Linked DNA regions of Homo sapiens: region 2 is linked to region 1. Evidence: chromatin contacts called from ENCODE Hi-C or POLR2A ChIA-PET data. All regions are on one chromosome and are shown on one strand. Each heading gives the region's core, a stretch centred on a gene start or an enhancer-like site at or near the end of the contact. The rest is flanking DNA. Distances are from core to core; before and after follow the strand shown. Region 1 holds the start of SOD3 (superoxide dismutase 3). Region 2 has its middle 30 kb from the start of LGI2.

What was found. A loop is a pair of places that touch in the nucleus more often than their neighbours do. ChIA-PET counts read pairs that join two places held with the same protein, here RNA polymerase II (POLR2A). Pooled maps may share reads with other maps.
Region 2: a loop to region 1 is called in a map of ascending aorta, with 3 times the contacts of the local background. The contact joins the enhancer-like site here to the promoter of SOD3 in region 1. A Hi-C loop is called at or near these places in 2 of 168 maps with a recorded cell type or tissue (ascending aorta and tibial artery) and 6 of 50 pooled maps. POLR2A ChIA-PET finds 5 or more read pairs at or near these places in 1 of 52 experiments (H1).

Annotation. Positions count from the first base shown.
Region 1 is chr4:24,794,034-24,797,171 of GRCh38, forward strand. It overlaps SOD3 (superoxide dismutase 3), which reads left to right and starts at 1,540. Exons shown (of 2, transcript NM_003102.4): 1 at 1,540-1,618.
Region 2 is chr4:25,059,634-25,062,771 of GRCh38, forward strand. No RefSeq gene overlaps it. Among named protein-coding and RNA genes, the nearest start is that of LGI2, 30 kb to the left of the region's middle. Within about 2 kb of position 1,523, at least 2 of the 41 ENCODE cell types and tissues checked have a DNase peak (open chromatin) inside an H3K27ac peak, as active enhancers do.

The DNA of each region.
Region 1 (3,138 bases), core at 290-2,789:
TTTAAAATAGTAGCTATGAATGTATATAATTAGGATTTCAAGAACTGAATGAAAATATAAATGTTTTAAAAATGGGAAGAAAGATTCACAATAAGGAACTAGACTGTTGCAGGGTGGGGGTGGGGTGGTGGGTGGCATGGGGAACTCTGAAAACTCATTAGTTGAGGATAACTACGCCTACCAACAGAATGCAGAGGTGCAAGACTGAGCTACTGGTGCCTGAGTTCTCAGCGGGCCAGAAGGAAGGACGGTAGGGTGGAAGGGCTGGAGTCTCAGTTCTGGGAAGTCTCCCTCTTATCTCGCAGAATGCCTGTCCCTGGATAAAGATCATTAGTTTGAGTTTTTCCAAGATGATTCTAGGAAGCTCCTGCTGGTAACTAAGTCACCCATCCTGGGGTGGGATCCAGAGATTTAGATTTTTTATAAGCTTTCCTGCCACCGAAACGGGTGTTTGGGACCTCACGAGGCCCTGTTCATTCTTCGTCGCTGCGCTCCCCACTCTGTACTGGATGCATTTACTGACGTTGTTGTCTCCGTCCCCAGAGTATGAACCCCCAAGGTGACTCATGCAGCTGTGGGTGCCCGGCATACAGCATGGTGACTGGAATGGATGAGCACCCAATAAACATTTGTTGCAGGAATGCAGGAGGACGGGCAGGCCAGCAAGCAGGCTGCCTGGTTTTTCCCACATGGGCTTTTCTGGGAAAGAAGAGCTTCTATTTTTGGAAAGGGCTGCTATGATTGAGAAAAGTTCATGGCAGCAAAAAAAGGACAGACGTCGGGAGGGAAACACTCCTAGTTCTCCCAGACAACACATTTTTTAAAAAGACTCCTTCATCTCTTTAATAATAACGGTAACGACAATGACAATGATGATTACTTATGAGTGCGGCTAGTGCCAGCCACTGTGTTGTCACTGGGCGAGTAATGATCTCATTGGATCTTCACGGTGGGCGTGCGGGGTGGACAGCCTCACACCCCCATTTTACAGATGATGAAAAGGAGGTGCAGGGAGTGGTGCAGCTGCTTCAGGCGTACACAGATAGGAAGTGACAAGGCTGGGACTCTGCAGCCTGAGTGTGTCATCACGACCCACCCGCTGCTCTGCTCTCATAGGTATGACAGCACAGCTCTGGAGCAAATGCCACGCACATTTGCAAGGTGCCCATTTCCATGCAGCAAAAATAAGTCAATAAGTTATTGACTTACAGAAAAGCAAAGGGCCTCTCAATAAAGAGGTCATTGTACACCTCTCCAAACAGGCGATTTTCTTTCTCATTTTTATTCCCCTGCTGTGTGCTGAAGGTCACTGGCTACAAGCCGGTGAAGTCGCGGAATGGAATCCTTGGCCCGAAAACCCAAAAATGGGAGGGGCAGAGGAGGTGGGGACAGAGCGGGAGGAGGTGGAGGCGAAGCAATTCTACAACCCGGGGAGGTCTGGCCTGCTTTTCCTCCCTGAACTGGCCCAATGACTGGCTCCCTCACGCTGACCACTCCTCTGGGCTGGCCTCCTGCACTCGCGCTAACAGCCCAGGCTCCAGGGACAGCCTGCGTTCCTGGGCTGGCTGGGTGCAGCTCTCTTTTCAGGAGAGAAAGCTCTCTTGGAGGAGCTGGAAAGGTGGGTGCTAAGTTGAGGTTCATTTTGTTCTTCTCGGAGTGTGCTTATTGAGTCTGAAGCTGGGTTGGGGCAACGGGCCTCTTCTTGGGAACAAATTGGATCATCTTCTTGGGAAGGAAATGTACTTTCCCTGGCTGCTCTGAGGGGTTAGTGGGGAGGTGGAGTGAGCGGGGAGGAAGGCAAGGAGGGGAGGAAGAAACCGTTCCTCCTGTGGATCTGCAAAGACCAGTCCAAGAGGATTTTAGTGTTAGGAAAAGGAATCTGGAGTGACGAGAAAGGGGGCCTTTCTAGATGTTGCATGGCTTTGGTGTCGGGAGCCACTTATGGGACAGCAGGTACTCTAAAAAGCCACCTCCTTAGGAAAGCAGAGAGGCCCTGGCCAGCTCAGGCTCCCAGCAAGAGCTCCTTCTAGGAGACAGCTGAGGGATGAAACACACCCAAGGCTCAAGAGGGGCAGGTTCTTCCCAGATACAGACCCAGGAAGGAGATAAAGGCTTGGTGCCTCTATTTGGTTCAGGATAAGGGCCCCTGTCCTCTTTCTCTGATAACACTGTCCTCTTTCTCTGATAACACCGTCCTCCCTTCCAGATCCACGTACAAAGGAGGCCCTTAAAAAGGCACTTGGTCATTCACAGCTCAAACTGAGCAAGAGGCTGTGGGAGAAGAATCAAGTTGGTCCCGAGGGGAAGAGGTGTCAAAGGCTTAAGAAACAAGAAGTCAGAGTTTACCTGGGTTTGAGGGAGAATTTTCTTTCCCCCTTTTCCTCCTCCTCCTCCTTCTTCTCTTTTTTTTTTTTTTTTTTTTTTTTTTGAGACATGGTCTCATTCTGTCACCCAGCACCCAGGCTGGAATGTAGTGGCACGATCACTATCACGGCTCACTACAGCCTCTACCTCCCGGGCTCAAGCGATCCTCCTACCTCAACCTCCTGAGTAACTGGGACTACAGGCACATGCCACCACACCCAGCTATTTTTTTTTTTTTTTTTTGCTAGAGATGGGGGTCTCTACCAGGTTGGTCTCATACTCTTGTACTCAAATGATTCTCCTGTCTCATCCTCCCAAAGGGGTGGGATTACAGGCATAAGCCACCATGCCTGGCTCTTCTTTTGGTTTCAGAGAAAAACATCTCCTTAAAATGTTTATTTCCCAAGGATTCTTGAAAAAGAAAGCTCACTGACACACCCAAAACAATCTGGTTTTGCTCTGTGCTTTTAGGGAGAACTTTCTAAGCAGCAGAGCCCTTCTGAGTGGCAGGGCTGTCTTAGGAGGAAGGTGTCTTTGATGATGGGGAACTTCATGTCCAGGTCTGGCAGGAGAGTTACCCCACTTTCCTGCCTACTCCCTGGGGCTTTGGGGTAGTAGTACCACATTGGGCCATGTCATTTAGGTGAGTCCTTCAACATCACTTTCTCTGCTTCTCCCTCTTTCTGGATCCTCCTTCTTGGAGCCTTTCAAGGGGACCTCCTCTCACAGTGTCCATAGCATCTCTTAGCTAATGGTCCTTAAAATCTCTACCAG
Region 2 (3,138 bases), core at 273-2,772, 270 kb after region 1:
TAGGTGTAAGTGTGCATTCATCTAAAGACATAAGTGATGAACTTCTTCTAATCTATAACTAAGATCTGAGTCCTGAAGACCTTCCTCTGGAGCCTCAGTAAATTTACTTAATCTAAATGGGTCCAGATGCTGGGGTGATTCCCTTATCTTGTCTCCTGCTAAATCATGGAGGTTTGGGGAGTTCCTTCAGACCCCCAATAAACTTATTCGTGGAGGCCAGGGGAGTTTCTTCAGACCCCCAATAAAACTTGTTTAATTCTAAACAGATTAAGAATTCCTGTTAAGAATTCCTTTATTATCTTGTCATGCTTCAAGGCCCAGGAAAGCCCTGGGCAAAACTCTTGGTGGGCTTTTGTTACCTTCCTGCCTTTGTATAAGGGCACTGGCTCTCTCAGCTTTAATATTTAACTTAACCACTCAGTCAGTGCTGAAACAGTTGTTATGGAGGTCTGCGTTAGTGAGACCTAGCCTGCCACAAAGCTACATTCACAGATTCCACAGATGAAGACATAGATATATCTTTTTTGGGTGAGGGGAGGGGGCATCATTCAACCCACTATAATCAATTGGGAAAATTCTGTCTCTCTCTCTCTTTTGCATACACACACACACACACACACACACACATATACACACTCCACTACTCTACTTCATCACCAACATCATTCACCCAGCTTAGCGCTCGATGTTTTTTGCTTTTTCCAAATGTTAAATCAACTGTTAAAAGACAAGAAATATGTTCCACAGCCAATAATAGAAAACCTTATCACAGTAGCATAAATAAAGAGGAAAAATATTTGCCAACATCCACAAAAGTTAGTCAGTGGGAAAGGTCTGCTTTGAACTCTCTCACCATGGCGGACTCCCCCAATCATCAGAAAAGGGATTCAGACCTCTTTACTTGGAAGGTGTCATCAATCCATTTTATACTCTTTCTCTGCCCTAATTCAGCAATTGCTTCTTCTGTTTTTAATCGGAATGTATGTTTTCTAGTTTATTCTTAGTACACATTAGTCTGCCAAGTTAAATGTGATTAAGACAGCTCTTGGGCCTGTGATATTTTTAAGGGTAAAGGGAGGTCCTTCATAGAGCCATAATTTTCCACAGAATCATCTGAAGGCTTAATTTATATCATTGCTCATGTCCTGGCTTAAGTCGATGAAAAGCAAACAGTGACGTAAATGAAGACTCCAGATGACTTTACTGAGATTATACCCCATACTCCCGTTACTGGTTGGGAGCAAATAGAATCTTTTACTGAAATATAGCTGCGCTGACTAACAGTCACCAAGAATAAACTGGGAAGAGCATTAGATGCAGAAATAGAACAAGTAATTGCCCTGAGTTAAAAAATAAAATAAAAAGTGACGTGCTTTGTAGATGAGTCAAATTCCATATCATTTTCAACGTAAGGGTGAAACAAAGTTCTACGTAGAATGTTTGCAGATTCTTTAGAAAATGGAGGAGTGAACGAAATTGAGCCTTAAGAGCGCACCCTTGTGATGAGTTAGAGGGTGCCTCCCTCCCCTGGCTGTGCTGGTGGCTTACAGATATGAGCAAGAGGTTTTAGACAGAATTAATTAAAATGTAAAGAAGACAGAGCCCTCAAAATCTTCTCTCTCATTTCTTCTCTAAAATTGAGTAGCCAAATATAGGACTGACCATGCAAGTATATGGATTAGTCTAACAAAACACTAATCTGACACATATTTTATGAAACGCATAATAGACTTTCCATCGATGAATTAAAGCTACAAGTCACTGTACTAAGGCCATTACATACATCTCCAATATTTACAACAACCCTGCCCTTTTATAGATAAGGGAATTAGGACTCAGAAAGGCAAAGAATTTACCCAGGGCCACAGATAGAATTTCCTTGATTCCCAAATACCATTGATTGTGGTACTCACCATTGATTTCATAACTGCTTCACAGGGACCAACAAAAAATGCACTTCATTAAGTGTATGGCTCTGTTATAAGATGAATTTTGCTTTCAAGTACGTTAAAATTTGAAGGAGACAAAAGAGCATCTGAAATTCACAGAAATATGACAGACATCAGCCCTGAGAATGGGCTGTACATGTCAAGGTCTTCTGGTCCCAGGATCTAGGCTCTCTCCTCTGCAGAGCCTGCTTGTTCTCTGCTCCATGCACCAGGTGCCGACGATGGCAGATCACACTGAGAATGACAACCAGAACTCTGTGCAACAAAACCACAGTTTTAGTTCTGTTCTCCCCTTGTTAGCTTTTCTGTAACTGCATCAGTAAGGACTGTTTTGAAAATCAAGTTATCGATTCATCAACATCCCCTTCATCCATTTCCTTATTCTGGGAATATTGTGAGTCAGAGCCTATGTCAGGTCCTGGAGGGACAGCAGAGAGCAAAACACACCGTCCTCATGGAGTTTACACTTGAGTTGGAGGAAGTGGAGAGAGGGGAGGCAGGGACATTATCAAATCATCATCCAAACCAATAGGAGGTAGAATTGAGGCCTGTGCTGCACAGAAGAAGTTCTGAGTGCTCTGAAAGCCTCTCTCAGGACTTTGACTTACTTGAGGAGCTCATGGATGGCATCCCTGAACCAATGTCTGAAAGTGAGAAGTTACTGTTGCTTAGAAAGGAAGGAAGAGCATGCTCAGCAGAGGGCAGTGTGTGTGCAAAGGCCCTGTGGTGGGTAGGACCAAGAAGGGTACAAGTAAGTACAAGCAGGCAAGGTCCTCAGTGCAGAAGTAAGGAAGCTGACAAGGTGGTGGGGGAGCATGGCAGGTTTCAGAGGCCACCGGCCAATTACAGAGTGTCAGGTAAGAATACAGACACTGAAGCCTGTCTCTCTGGGTTCAAGTCCCAGCTCCATCACTTAATAGCTAGGCTACTTAATTTTGCTTATATGAAATATTAGGATATTCATGGGACAATTACATTAATTCATAGTGGTTTGTGTAAAATTTTTCTAATGGTGCTTGGCATGCAGTGCCGTATATAGTTGCTATGATTCTGAGATCAATAGGGAGACAGTGCAGCTTAGCAGCAAAAAGGTAACATCGTCAACAGGTTTGAATTTCAAAAAGATCGCTCTAGGCTCTGTGTAGAAAATGGATGGTAGGGAGGCAAGAAGCTGCAGGTTGGCCAGTTA